Linked DNA regions of Homo sapiens: regions 1, 2 and 4 are each linked to region 3. The links are chromatin contacts, found by Hi-C or POLR2A ChIA-PET in ENCODE. All regions are on one chromosome and are shown on one strand. The core of a region is the stretch at or near the end of the contact, and the rest is flanking DNA. Distances in the headings are between cores, read along the strand shown. Region 1 holds the start of RPS15A (ribosomal protein S15a). Region 2 holds the start of CEP20 (centrosomal protein 20). Region 3 holds the start of RBBP6 (RB binding protein 6, ubiquitin ligase). Region 4 holds the start of FUS (FUS RNA binding protein).

Region 1 (3,267 bases), core at 671-3,170, 5.7 Mb after region 3:
TAGTGACTACACTGGTGTCTGACTTTTTTCCTAGAGATTTCTCCCTGAAAAATACAAGGGCTGTTGGTGAGAGCAGACTTGAGGTGATGATAGTTGGCCTCTGGTCTACAAAGATTTCATAACTCCTTGGAAAGCTTCTTATAATCATTCTTAACTTCTTGGTAGCTAGAAATTTAGAGTAGTTGAAATCTTTAGGAATGAACTTCTGAGGGCCAAAAAATGTGACTGACGGGAACAATTCTTAAACTGATTAACTAGCTGTAATATAGTTTTGTGAATTTATTGCACTGATGTTGTACCTTGTGGTATATCTGTCCCTATTAAATAAGTGTTGTTTTCTCCTCTTTAATATTGCTGTGAACAGTGGTGCCCATTGTAGCATATGTTTGATTTTTTTTTATTATTTCATAAGAAAACTACGTTAATTTTACCTTACTTTCATTGTAAATAAGCCTGTCTTCCTATCTGGATTTTTTGTGTGCATACATATTCTACTGATTAACTACTTTTGCAGTTTTAATCCTGTATTATTTCTTCTACTTTGTTTTGTGTAAAAGGGGAAAAAATAAAAAAAGCTGGAATCTTCATGTCTCACTTTCTTTATAACTTAGCCAATATAATATTTATGATTGGATTTATGAATCTGATTAATGAAGTACCCTGTGTGGTCCTTAGATGTCTATAAGGTACCCTACCTGTAATCCCACCACTTTGGGAGACCTGGGCAGGAGGTTCACTGGAGTCCATGAGTTTGAGGTTGCATTGAGCTGAGTGTACCCCTGCACTCTAGCCTGGGCAACAGAGCAGGACCCTGTCTAGGAAAAATTTTAAAAAAGAACAAAAATAAAAGGTTTAAGTTTTATTTAGCAAATATCCAGGTACCATGCTAGAGGGAAGAGGAAATGCAACGAATGAGCAGGGGCATTGACGTGTGAGAGAGGACGAAGCTGGAAGAACCGGCAGGGACAGAACTGGCTAAATGGTGCCTGTGTGGGCACCTCGTACCCCAGGGCCTTGCTAGCGTCTGGTACATGGGTGCTCAGTAAACAACTGTTGGGTGACTTTTGTCTGAACTTAACTTTTTAATTAAAAAAAAATTTTTAGCCGGGTGTGGTGGCTCACGCCTGTAATCCCAACACTTTGGGAGGCCGAGGTGGGCAGATCACTTGATGTCAGGGGTTTGAGACGAGCCTGGCCAACATGGTGAAACCCCGTCTCTACTAAAAATACAAAAATTAGCCGGGTGTGATGGCGGGCGCCTGTAATCCCAGGTACTCTGGAGGCTGGGGCAGGAGAACCGCTTGAACCCGGGAGGCGGAGGCTGCAGTGCGCCAAGATCGCGCCACTGGACTCCAGCCTGGGCGACAGAGCGAGACTCCTTATCAAAAGTAAACTAAAATAAAAATTAAGGCCCGCGCGGTGGCTCCCGCCTGTAATCCCAGCACTTTCGGAGGCCGAGGCGGGCGGATCGCAAGGTCAGGAGATCAAGAACATCTTCGCCAACTTGGGGAAACCTCGTCTCTACTAAAAATACAAAAATTAGCCGGGCGTGGTGGCGCATCTCTGTAGTTCCAGCTACTCAGGAGGCTGAGGCAGGAGAATCACTTGAACCCGGGAGGCGCAGGTTGCAGTGAGCCGAGATCACGCCACTGCACTCCAGTCTGGGCTACAAGAGCGAAACTGTCTCAAAAAAAAAAAAAAAATGTAGACGAACCTCCAACGAACGGCTCACCTTGCCTCTCCCAGGCCCCACCGGGGGAGGTCGATTCCATCGACTCTCAACTGCCAACCCCTGAGGAGGCTCCGCCTTTCCCTCACCCTCGTCCTTCTCCTAGGCGGTCCTTGTTTTTGCCGGGCCTTTGAAAGTCTCGCGATAGCTCTCCCGCTTCCCATAACTCCGTGCGCTCTCCCCTCCCGTCCTCTTTCCGCCATCTTTCCGCGCCGGTGAGTAGCACTCTCTGAGAGCTCCAATTTCATCCGTCTGCCATCGGCGCCATCCTGCAATCTAAGGTTCGGTCTCGGTGTCCTGCGAGGAGGCTGGTCCCCACCTTGGCCGAGGATCCTGGCCTTGCCGGTTCCTGGACAGGCATAGAGGAGAGCCATGGCTGGGCGCCCCAGACTGTGCACTCAGGGGATCCCGGTCCGTGGGGTGCAGGCCGCAGCGCGGGCGGGAGCCGGAGCCTTCGACTGCCCAGCTAGGCGGTAGCTCCGGTTCGGGCCGCAGCGTCTGGATCTCCCTTTAGTGCTGAGGCAGCGCCTTGGCCCCGGGCGGCGGGCAACATCGGGGCTGGTGGGCCGTGCAGCTTCTCACTGCTGCGGCCGCGCTGGGAGCTTGGGAGGCTGAGGCCACCCAGCAGGTAAAAGCTGCATCGTGCCGGGGTTGGCAGTTTGCTGGGTGCCAACTTGGATCTTCTGGGCCGCAGAGTTTTTCTTTAGACACTTTTGAACTTAAGGAATTTAAGTTCTACTCTTTACTATTGGCACTTTGGTCTTTCAAAACTTCAGTGTAGTGTGCGGTTCTTGCCCATTAGAAGAGAGTCCAGTCTGACAAGCATGTAAAATGTTTCTGTTTGCCACTGTGGCTCTTGCTGTTGGACGCAATTTTAAATGGCACGAAGATGGATGTTTAATAGTTAGATGTGTTCATTGTAGGTGAGAGTGAACTGATTTAAAGTACAATGTTAATAGTATGGAATCTGCTGATTTTCAGCAATTTGGAAAATGTTGCCGATGATACTCTGCTTCTGTTCTGAATCACTGATCGACTATACCCGATGTTTTCCTTCCGGTAGCTGGCAGTTTCTGCCAGTTCTCACGTTGTCTTGTGTCAAGTGGATTTTGTCCCACATTTTATTATCTCCAGACGTTGGTGTGTGGCACGATTCGAAGAAGAGTGGTTAGTGAATGAATGAGTTTCAAAATGTGCAGGCTGACGTCCCGATAACCTGTTTTCAACAACCGTAGTAAATAGGAATTTTCCTGGGTGGTGGGAAATGGAGAAGCAGCCTGCTTAGACTTGAGAAAACTTCGCCAAGGTGGGGCCAGAAAGGAAAGGATACTTCCGCAGTGTAATGGTTGGTGTCTGTTGATGTTGGCAATGCCAGTAAAACCTCCTGTTTTGTCTTCCTTGAACAGCCACAATGGTGCGCATGAATGTCCTGGCAGATGCTCTCAAGAGTATCAACAATGCCGAAAAGAGAGGCAAACGCCAGGTGCTTATTAGGCCGTGCTCCAAAGTCATCGTCCGGTTTCTCACTGTGATGATGA
Region 2 (3,216 bases), core at 182-2,681, 8.7 Mb after region 3:
GGAGTGCAGTAGCGCGATCTCATCTCACTGCAACCTCTGCCTCCCAGGTTCAAGCGATTCTTGTGCCTCAGCCTCCCAAGTAGCTGGGATTACAGGCTCCTGCTACCACGCCCGGCTAATTTTTGTACTTTTTTTTTAGTACAGAGGGGGTTTCACCAGGCTGGCCAGGCTGTTCTCGAACTCCTTACCTCAGTCTCCCAAAGTGCTGGGATTCCAGGCGTAAACCACCGTGCCCTGGCAGCTCTTAGGTGTACTTTTTTTTTTTTTTTTTTGAGACGGAGTCTCACTCTGTCGCCCAGGCTGGAGTGCAGTGGTGCCATCTCGGCTCACTGCAAGCTCCACCTCCCGGGTTCACGCCATTCTCCTGCCTCAGCCTCCCGAGTAGCTGGGAGTACAGGCGCCCGCCAGCACGCCCGGCTAATTTTTTGTATTTTTAGTAGAGACAGGGTTTCACCGTGTTAGCCAGGATGGTCTCGATCTCCTGACCTCGGGATCCGCCCGCCTCGGCCTCCCAAAGTGCTGGGATTACAGGCGTGAGCCACCGCGCCCGGCCACTCTTAGGTGTACGTCTAATCGATGTTTATTATTTAGCCAAGTGTTTGGATCTCACCGGCATTACAACTGGAATCATGCAACCTCACACTCAGTTTAGGGTACATTATTCCCCTGTTCCTTTTCCTTTACTTCCATGGGATGTTGGAGCTTATTCCTTCATTAGTTAGTTCCATAAAAAGCTCCTGGACTCCTTACATGCACTGTGTAAGTGCGAGTGGAAGAGGACAGGCTGGTGACCTTGGTTAAGTCTCTTCAGCGATGGAGGACTCTGTTTCCTTCATTGTAAAAACGGCGTGATCATAAGGAAATAATGCGCTAAGGCGTCACAGTAAGTGCTTAATACAGTGGTTCTCGAGGTGTGATCTCCAGACCGACCAGCAGTACCAGTACCACCTGGGAACTCGATAGAAATGCAAATCCTAGGGCCTCACCCCAGATTTACAGAATCAGAAACTCTATGGGGAGGACTAGCAAACAATCCGTTTAAACAAGTCTTGGAGGTGATGAGGATTCATGCTCAAGTTTGAGAACCGCAGGGTTAATAGGTGGTAACTACTAGCAGTTGGTACTTGAGGCTGCAGAGACAATGAAAAACTCAGCTGGCTAAAGTTAAGCACTAAGGTGCCAGCAGCACCCCACAGGGCTCTCCACTGCCTCAGTCCCCGCCCTCCCTGCCGTCTCACTCAACTGGGCCTTCCGAGAGCGCTCGCTGATTGGTGGAGTCTCTGGTCGACATTCACTACCCACTCAACCGCAGAGCTCATAAACTGAGAGGGGCGGAAGTGGGCGGGGCGAGAGCTGTGCGCCTATTGGCTACAGACCACGCCGCAGGGTGAGTGGGGCGGAGCTGCGCGTGCGCAGGGCCGCGGTGCGGCCCTGGCGGCCGTTGAAAAATGGCGACTGTGGCAGAGTTGAAGGCTGGTGAGTGCGAGCAGGGAGGCCTCCACATGGGAAGCGTCGGGCCTTCATCTTGTGGAAAGGATGGGATGGGAGGAGAGCGCGCGGAACACATGGGTTGGCTTTTACAGGCGTCATTCTTCGGTGTGAGGGCCTGCGGGGAGCGTCTGGCTGCTGTCTTGGCCCGTGCGCGGGGAGCTCTTATGGGGAAGAGGTTGCCCACTGGCGAGTTTTAAGCCAGTTTGGAGCTAAAGGAGGAGTTGCGTAATCTTCAGGCATCTAAGAGGCCTACAGGCCTGCATCTTGGGCCCCTGGCTCATCTTCTTGGACCCTGCCGGGGGCTGGAGGACTTGGACCAGGCTTGGCACTCAGGGCTGATGACTACAATTCCCACAACCCCTATTGGGTTAGGCACTGCCCTAAACAATTTGCTTGGTTGTCTCGTTGGGTCCTTACAACAACCTGTTAAGTAGCCCTCCCCTCCTTGCTTTTTTTTTTTTTTTTTAAAGAGAGGGTCTCTCTGTCGCCCAGGCTGGAGTGCAGTAGCGCGATCACAGCTCACTGCAGCTTCGAACTCCGGGACTCCAGCTATCCTCCCACCTCAGCTTCCAGAGCAGGTGGGAATACAGGGGCTCTTCACTACGCCCGGCTAATTTTTGTATTTTTTGTAGACACGGGGTCTTACTGTCGAACTCCTGGTCTCAAGCTATCCTCCTGCCTTGGCCCCCTCAAAGTGCTGGGATTACAGGTGTGAGCGCCTGGCCCCTTTTTCATCAGAAGAAACTAGAGGCAAAAAGTTTGCTGGCCTGGCCATTCTCCTGTCTTTTCAGGAAAAGATACTCTAAGCTAGTTATGTTTGAGTCATTAATGACATTTGTACGCTGTTTACTTTGAAGCAAATGTCCAGACAAGTAATAGTAATAATAGTTATCATTGAGCCTCATGTGTCAGGCACTACTCAACTCAGCCTGTGTGTTACCTGATTGTAACAACCCTATGCCCATTTCATAGACTGGGAAACGAGGTACTGAGAAGTGAAATAGCTCAAAGTGATTTCACTGGAAAGAGACACAGCATGGGAACCTAGTTGTGACGCACTGGAGCGCCAGGTCTTAATCACTGAGCAAGATTGCTGTCCAAAAAATAAAACCAGTTCCACTTTGCAGGGAACCCAGGGTTTAAACTAGTAATTCTTAGATATTTTAGGGAGGAGACGTGTATAAAAGTGTGTATTTGGGGACAGGGCTGGTGAACAATCATAAAACAGAACAGGCATGCATCTGTCCACAAGAACAGACTTCACGAGTCTACAGATGCTGTTCCCAGGGAAATACACATCACATGTAATATTGCATACATTTTCAGAGGATTTAAAGGTACACTTGGAATGGGCCAAGCACAGTGGCTCATGCCTGTAATCCTAACACTTTGGGAGGATCGCTTGAGCCCAGAAGTTTAAGACCAGCCTGGCCAACATGGTGAGACCCCATCTTTATTTAAAAAATAAAAATTAAAAAAAAGAGCCGGGCATAGTGGCCTGTGGTAGTTCCAGCTACCCCACAGGCTGAAACAGGAAGATAGCTTGAGCCCAGGAGATAGAGGTGACAATGAGCTACAGTGGTGCCACTGCACTCCAGCCTGGGCAACAAAATGAGACCTTGTCTCAAAAAAAAAAACAAATTAAAAAATAAAATAAAAAAGGTACTCTTGAAATATAAGCGAGGTTAAGACCTTTCCGAAGAAGTTTTGATGGCGCAGTGTTCT
Region 3 (3,453 bases), core at 863-3,362:
CTACTGTTAAGTTCCCAATATTATCAAAATACTTTTGAAAAGGAGAAAGAATCTAACGATTCTTATCAGTGGCTTATTTGTACTCTATGGTAGCAGCCTATTTTTCAGTACCTTAGTATCAACAGTCACGTAAAATCTAGCAACTACTACTTTAAAAAAAATCAGTACTTTTGATCTTCACCGAATTGATAAAGCTTAAGAGTAATGTGATGAACTAACAGTTTAACTACTTAATTGCCGTATTACTAATTCTGGAATTGACACACAAGACAAGAGCGGTGACATCAGAACATTTCAAGATCCAAAAACAATTCCAATACTGATTAAATCCTCAAAAATATTAAAGTTCAGATCCCTTATCCACAACACAGGCAAGCAACTCCAAATAAATAAATGCGAGGAGGGAGGAAGGCAGGACATAAAATTTGCCATCAAACTCCACAATGTTGTTAGGTTAGAAAATTGTTTTTTTGGTTTTTTTTTTGTTTTTTTTTTTGCTGATTGAACAAACAAGCTTTGCACAGGCTCTCCTGCCCTCCTGATGGAAAATAAGTTAGAAAACGCCCTAAGACAAGCACTCAAAGAGTCTAGATAGCTATCCCCCTCTCCTCCCTCCCTCATTTTAAAAAACAGCGAGAAGAATAATCAGGCTTCCACGTTTTGGGTTAGCCTGTTACAGATGACCCAAGTATGCAGAAATAAAATAAACCAGTGAAACTCCAAGGCCAACTGCTGCAAACCTTGGCTATCAATGAAAGTTGTATCCAAAGTACTAGAACGAACAGTCCCCACTAGAGACATAATGGCGGTTAGCTTCCTGCCAGGCACCTTCTAGCTAGTATCTCTCTCCAGCCACCAAATATCTTAAGACCAAGCGGCCCTTACCTTCTTTCGTCTGCGCATTGGTGATCTGCAGGTCGCAGTCGGCAGCTTTCAGCTTCTCTCTCCCCATAATCTGCTTCTTTAAGTCGCAGAGGGAGATGTGGAGCCCATCAAAGGTGACGGTATCATAGTTGAGTTTAGAGGAAAATTTATAATGCACACAGGACATGGTGCCAAGGGATTCCTAAGGTTCAGCGAGGAGACGTGGACACTCTCAATATACGTATATTTATAAACTTTAAGAGCAAAATATGTACACACAAAACACTCAAAGACACCGAAGGACCCTAAGGCCTCAGATTAAATACCCCCCAACCACAAGCAGGGGTTCGTCAGAACAATAATCCAGAGACCCCCCGATACTCAGAATCACTTCATGGGGGAGGAGGAGGACGAGGACGGGGAAGAGGGGAAATCGAGAATCCGCCAACGGGCACAATGTCACCCGGCTGGGTCCCCCTCGCTCATGCTAAGGGGCCGGCAGAGACGGGGGGATTGGCGGTGCAGTCAGTAGCGGTCAGTCCACACGTTAAGAGTCCGAGCGACCCCACGGGGTCAGGGGTCCATAGCGCGGCCGCACCTCCCGGCGGGTCTCTCTCTCCGTGGATTGGGGTGACCCAGGCCCCGGGAGAAGGTTGAGGGGAGAGGGCCTAGGCCCGGAGTCCACGAGCGGCCTCACGCCTCCTCCTGGCTTCCGGACGACCGGCGTCAGCTTCCCCAGGCCCAGGCCCAGGCCCCCACCGCACACAAACCCCTGGCGCCTGCTCCCCGGAGGCCACGAGCGGCCCCACGGCCTAGGCCGAAAACGCGCGGTCGGCGGAGGAGAGGCCTTCCCGCAGGCCGCCCCCGGCTCCGCCTCCCCCCGCCGCCGCCGCCGCCTCGGACACAAAGCCGGCGCTAGGCCTCGGCGAGGCCTCGGAGCACTTCCTCACCACCCCGGGCCCCAGCCGGCGGCCGGGTGGCTTCGGCGGACCCCGGGGACACCGCCGAGGCTCCCTGACGCTTCTTCTCGCCGGATCCTCCGCGCTTCGCTCGCCTTTCGTTTCCGTCGCCTTGAGGCCCGGAACCGCGAGAACACGCCCGCAAGCTGCTGGGCAGCGGCTAGGGCTTCTCCGGCTCCCTTTTTGTGTTGGCCCCCTGCCGCTCGGGGGCTCTCACCGAGCGGCGGCGACACCTCCAAGCCAGGTACTATGGCGGACGCGGCCTGGCTTCGGACGAGCGCCCCACTGCGGGGTCTCTTAAGCAGGGATTGCACGGGCGGCGCGCGCGAGGCGGGGCTGGCGTGCGCGGATAGGCGGGCCGAGAGGCGGGGCGGCTGACGTCACAAAGCGCACGGCCCGCCCACGTGACCCCGCGCTTTGTGACTCCAAAGCGCGGAAACTGAAAGAGCAGGGACAACGGGAAGAACCATCTGCTTCAAAAGGGAGGGGGGTTGCGCGTCAGGAGGACCGGCTCACAGGGAGGCTCGGTGGGGAGAGCTCGCCTTGCAGGGGCTGCGTGCAGTTTCCACTGCAAAGTGGCTTGCCTAGGGGTGGCCGGCTAACTCCCCCTTCCCCACAGGCCCCGTCAGCTCCTCTAAGCCTCCCAATTTAAGTGAGCATTATGGTTGCTACGCAGAAAACTATGGTTGCTATGCAAGCGCTCCCTAGCTGCTGCTTCCAATAAACTGGCTACCCTATACTCTTGACAAGTGGAAATCGTGGAGCAGCCGCTGCCAAGAACTGATAACAGCCACCAGCACCATACAGATTTATTGAGCTCTTACTATGTGCTAGGCACAGGGCTGATCGCATAACAACATTGCCAGGCTCAGCAGCCACGTTGTCTGGGTTGGATCCCTGGCTGTGGGGGCTCTAGATTTAACCCCTCTGTGCCTGGGTCTCCTTGGCTGTAAAATGCCATTAAAAATAGTACTTGGTTTACTTGGATTAAATAAATGCACATAAATCCATAGTCTAAGACCATGCCGGTGCATTGACGTGGCTCAATGCACCGAAATATTAATAGCTGTAGCTCAATAAATGTCAATTTAACAACAAAAACCCTACGTGGTCAACATGACATTATTTCCGATTTATAGATGATGGAACTGAAGCTAGCAATCATGTACTTTCTGAATTTGCAGAAGGGGATGCCTGCTCAGTGGCAGGGTCCCGATTCCATTCCTAAGCGCAAATGCCAGGAACAGTGACAAGAACCCCCTCAGTAGATTGGAATTTTTTTTTTCCTTTGGGCATGGGGACGTTATTACATTCAGAAAAAATCATAATATAATAAAATTACATTCATAAACGATAGTTATTATCGTTTACAATCCATGTTCCTCATCCTCTCTGAATTTTACAGGCTAGGCTCAGTGAATTTAGGCAACTGAGAATAAGATCCTATAGCCGAGAAGTAGCAGAGTTTCCCAGGGACTTCCTGCAAGCACACTCCAAATTCTTACTGAACTTGATTTAAAATTAATCACCATCCTGCCAGAAAAGCCTTCCTAAGGCCATCTTTTTAAAATAAGATGGCGATCTTTCTCTATCCCTTTAGTCTTTTCTTCCTAGCACTTGCAGATAGTTG
Region 4 (3,201 bases), core at 195-2,694, 6.6 Mb before region 3:
CCAATCCCGGAGATGAAGTGGGCTTTTTAGTGCAAAGCCAGAGAATCAAAAGAGCCCTTGGACCCCAAATGACAGAGATCATGCAACTGCTCGCCTTAGGAGGCGAAAGTCAACAGGTACTCGAGTCCCCAGCCCTGGGACTCCAGATGGTTCCGTTTTCTCACCTACCCTGCCTTCCCCCAGCGAACAAAAAGCAACAAAAGCGCTTTTGAAAAGCCCCACTTAAGATACACGAACAAGATCAACTCATCCTCCCAGCACAGGAAACGCGGCGCTTCCCCCGCAGGAAAAGGGAAAGAGGACCAGGAGAGGGTGTGGCCTCGGGCGGCCGTTCTTCTCCGTCCCTATCTCAGAAAAAAGAAATTTAGACCAGGCGTGGTTGGCTTACGTCTGTAATCCCGACACTTCGGGAGGCCCAGGCGGGCGGATCACCTGAGGTCAGCAGTTCGAGACCAGCCTGACCAACATGGTGAAACCCCGCCCCTACTAAGAAACACAAAAATTAGCCGGGCTGTGGTGGCGGGCGCCTATAATCCCAACTACTCAGGAGGCTGAGGCAGAAGAATCACTTGAACCCAGGAGGTGGACGTTGCAGTGATCTGAGATCGCACCACTGCACTCCAGCCTGGGCGACAGAGGAAGACCGTGTCTCCAAAAAAAAAAAGAAAGAAATTTAGGCGGGAAAAACTCTCGGGCCGTCCCCAAGTCCGTTGGTCGAACCCTGACCACCGCCGCCAAACCGTTAAGCTAGAGGGCGGCCCCGATCCCGAGCCTCCGCCCCCAGCCGCGTGGCAACCCAGGCGGGAACGGAGCGATCCCGCCCATTCGCGAAGGACCACTGAGGGACAAGGCTCACACCGGACGCGCGCCGCCGAGTCTTCCGCGAAGGGTCTCGCGACAGAAAGCTGAACCAACACGAGGCGGGGAAGGGGTACCCGCGCCGCGAAGGGGGAGGGGCCCGCAGAGCGCGTGCGCGCCGCGAGTGCCCGGATGCAGCACTGCGACAAAGCGGGCTCGAGCGCGGGGCCGGGAGTTGGGGGAGGCGAGGCCACGGAGAATGGGCGTTTTCCACCCTCACCTGACGCTTCAAACCCCTAAGAAGCGTCCCTCCCAACGCCCACCCCAAGCAAACGGACTGCAAAGAAAAGACTTCCCGCCCCGCGCGCGAGGGCCAGAGGAGCGAAACAAAATGGCGACACCAGCCTCCTCCAGTTACTCTTCTCCGCGGCTTCCCGCCACAGGGGCGCCAAAAAATCCCACACGGGATCGCCGCCCCGGTCCCACTGAAAACGAAAAGCCCAGCTGGGAGGCCTCGGCCGGGTGCGCCGCCGCCGTCGCCTCGCGCCCTTACCTACCGTTTGAGGCCATGTCCGCGCACGCGCGCACAGGCAAGCAAGCAACGAAGTTCCAACACCGCTGAGTACCGACGCCTGGAGGACTGAGCAGCCCCGCCTCCTGCGTCGAAGCTTAAGTACGCTCCGCCGCCTACGCACCGCGCAGGCGCGCACCAAACGCGGAAGAGCAGGGGGAGGCAGGAACGCACTCCGCCCCCTTCGTAGGGCAGGTAGAGGGTCCGAGCAGGCAGAAGGGAAACAAGTTAACTAGAATCATGCGAATACTATACATAATCATATTTTTTGAGGAAGAACCCCTCTCTCCTCGGCAGGACTAGCCCACGATCTATCTCCACCCCCATGAAGGCACAGTGGTACGGCCTGAGTGCCCGCTGGGGGCGGGGCGAGGGGGCGGTCCCGGCGGCTGGGGACGAAACTGGAGTCACAGCCGGGAGTAGCGGGGTGGAACCGAGATTCCTGTGGCCGGGCCCCTTCGCTGGGCCCCGCTTTCACCCAGGATGGCGAGCTCCTGCCCTCCACCCTCTTGCCGCTGTATGGGGCGCCTCGTCCCCGCGGCTCCAGCCTCCCTCGTCGGCAGCACACTGGCCCTCCCTCTCCTGCGCCCTGAGGTTGACTTCGTCGTCTTTCAGGGTTGCCTTGCCTTTCGGCCTTTCTGGGGTTCGGGGATTATGACGTTTGACCTGAAAGACAGCAGGGATTTCGGCCGGGACCCCTGGGCCCCGGGCTCGTCCAGCACTGGGCTCTCACCCGGATCCTCATGGCTTTGCCCCTGGGGAGCCACGGGGCGGAACAGCCCAGGCCATCCTTGGGACCAGAGAGGGTTGACCTCAGATGTACGGTACCCAGCCTTTTCTCAGGGACCTCCTTTTTATTTTTCTGAAGCCCTACCAGGGCGATCCCAGAAATAAAACGTGTACAAGGCTTAAGTGGTTTCAAAATGCACAGATAATTTCCTTGTCATCAGTCTTACGAAGGAAGTAAAGATACCTCCGTTTTCTAGATAAGGAAAGTGAGACTCAGAGACCCAAGTAATTGTGCCTGATTACAGGGCAGCTAAGAGGAGTCGTGATTCGAATCCAGGTCTTGTAACTGCAAAACACTCCTCTTTTTGGTGGCATGAATGCTAGAGTGTTTGGTCGCCTTTTCACTTCCTGTGAGAGCAAAAGCAAAAAGAAACATTCAAATTAACTTGCAACTTGCACTTTCATCAGCCTTGCCTGGAGAAGGCAATTTGAAACTACTGAATAAAACAAGACAAAAGACGTTAATTCCTGATACATAGGCATGCAGGTTTTCCTTCCCAACTTAACCTTTCAGCGGGATTTCAGAAGGTCCTTTGAGGGTTGGACACGTCTTTCTAGAGAAACAATGAGGGCCATGCCCTGGGCCCGCCCACAAATTAAGCCCCACTAAGCCCTTGACTTCAGCCCTAAAGGCCCTGAATATGCCAATATCCACCCCACCGCCTTTGGAAGGAGAGTTCAACTCTCCAGTGAGAGCAAAAGAAAGGAAGTCCACCCTTATTCATGCATTAAGTCACAAATATTTATTTAGCACCTAGTATGTTCCAGGCACTGTTCTGGGCACTGGGTATGCATTCGTGTACAAAGCAGATGAAGTTAACATTTAATAATAAAGCTGACCGGGTGCGGTGGCTCACGCCTGTAATACCAGCACTTTGGGAGGCCGAGGCGTGTGGATCACGAGGTCAGGAGTTCGAGACCAGCCTGGCCAACATGGTGAAACCCCGTCTCTACTAAAAATACAAAAATTAGCCAGGCGTCGTCCGCGCATCTGTAATCCCAGCTACTCAGGAAGCTGAGATGGGAGAATCGCTTGAACCCAG

Evidence for each region. A loop is a pair of places that touch in the nucleus more often than their neighbours do. ChIA-PET counts read pairs that join two places held with the same protein, here RNA polymerase II (POLR2A). Pooled maps may share reads with other maps.
Region 1: a pooled map shows a loop between it and region 3 (18-fold over the local background). The contact joins the promoter of RPS15A here to the promoter of RBBP6 in region 3. A Hi-C loop is called at or near these places in 7 of 50 pooled maps.
Region 2: a pooled map shows a loop between it and region 3 (11-fold over the local background). The contact joins the promoter of CEP20 here to the promoter of RBBP6 in region 3. A Hi-C loop is called at or near these places in 2 of 50 pooled maps.
Region 4: a pooled map shows a loop between it and region 3 (11-fold over the local background). The contact joins the promoter of FUS here to the promoter of RBBP6 in region 3. A Hi-C loop is called at or near these places in 1 of 50 pooled maps. POLR2A ChIA-PET finds 5 or more read pairs at or near these places in 2 of 52 experiments (Panc1 and endothelial cell of umbilical vein).

The regions. Positions count from the first base shown.
Region 1 is chr16:18,788,987-18,792,253 of GRCh38, reverse strand. RPS15A (ribosomal protein S15a) reads left to right here and starts at 1,920. Exons shown (of 5, transcript NM_001019.5): 1 at 1,920-2,010; 2 at 3,136-3,267. The coding sequence starts at 3,141. ARL6IP1 (ARL6 interacting reticulophagy regulator 1) reads left to right here. Exons shown (of 6, transcript NM_015161.3): 6 at 1-585. RefSeq lists enhancers at 1,683-2,312, 2,250-2,967.
Region 2 is chr16:15,886,818-15,890,033 of GRCh38, reverse strand. CEP20 (centrosomal protein 20) reads left to right here and starts at 1,431. Exons shown (of 5, transcript NM_144600.4): 1 at 1,431-1,476. The coding sequence starts at 1,449.
Region 3 is chr16:24,538,225-24,541,677 of GRCh38, reverse strand. It overlaps RBBP6 (RB binding protein 6, ubiquitin ligase), which reads right to left and starts at 2,112. Exons shown (of 18, transcript NM_006910.5): 1 at 886-2,112. The coding sequence starts at 1,051. RefSeq lists enhancers at 462-1,454, 1,455-2,449 and silencers at 1,666-1,845, 2,116-2,165.
Region 4 is chr16:31,178,382-31,181,582 of GRCh38, reverse strand. FUS (FUS RNA binding protein) reads right to left here and starts at 1,444. Exons shown (of 15, transcript NM_004960.4): 1 at 1,356-1,444. The coding sequence starts at 1,368. RefSeq lists enhancers at 169-218, 319-378, 409-498, 1-684, 685-1,446 and 4 more and silencers at 729-778, 899-1,048, 1,689-1,758.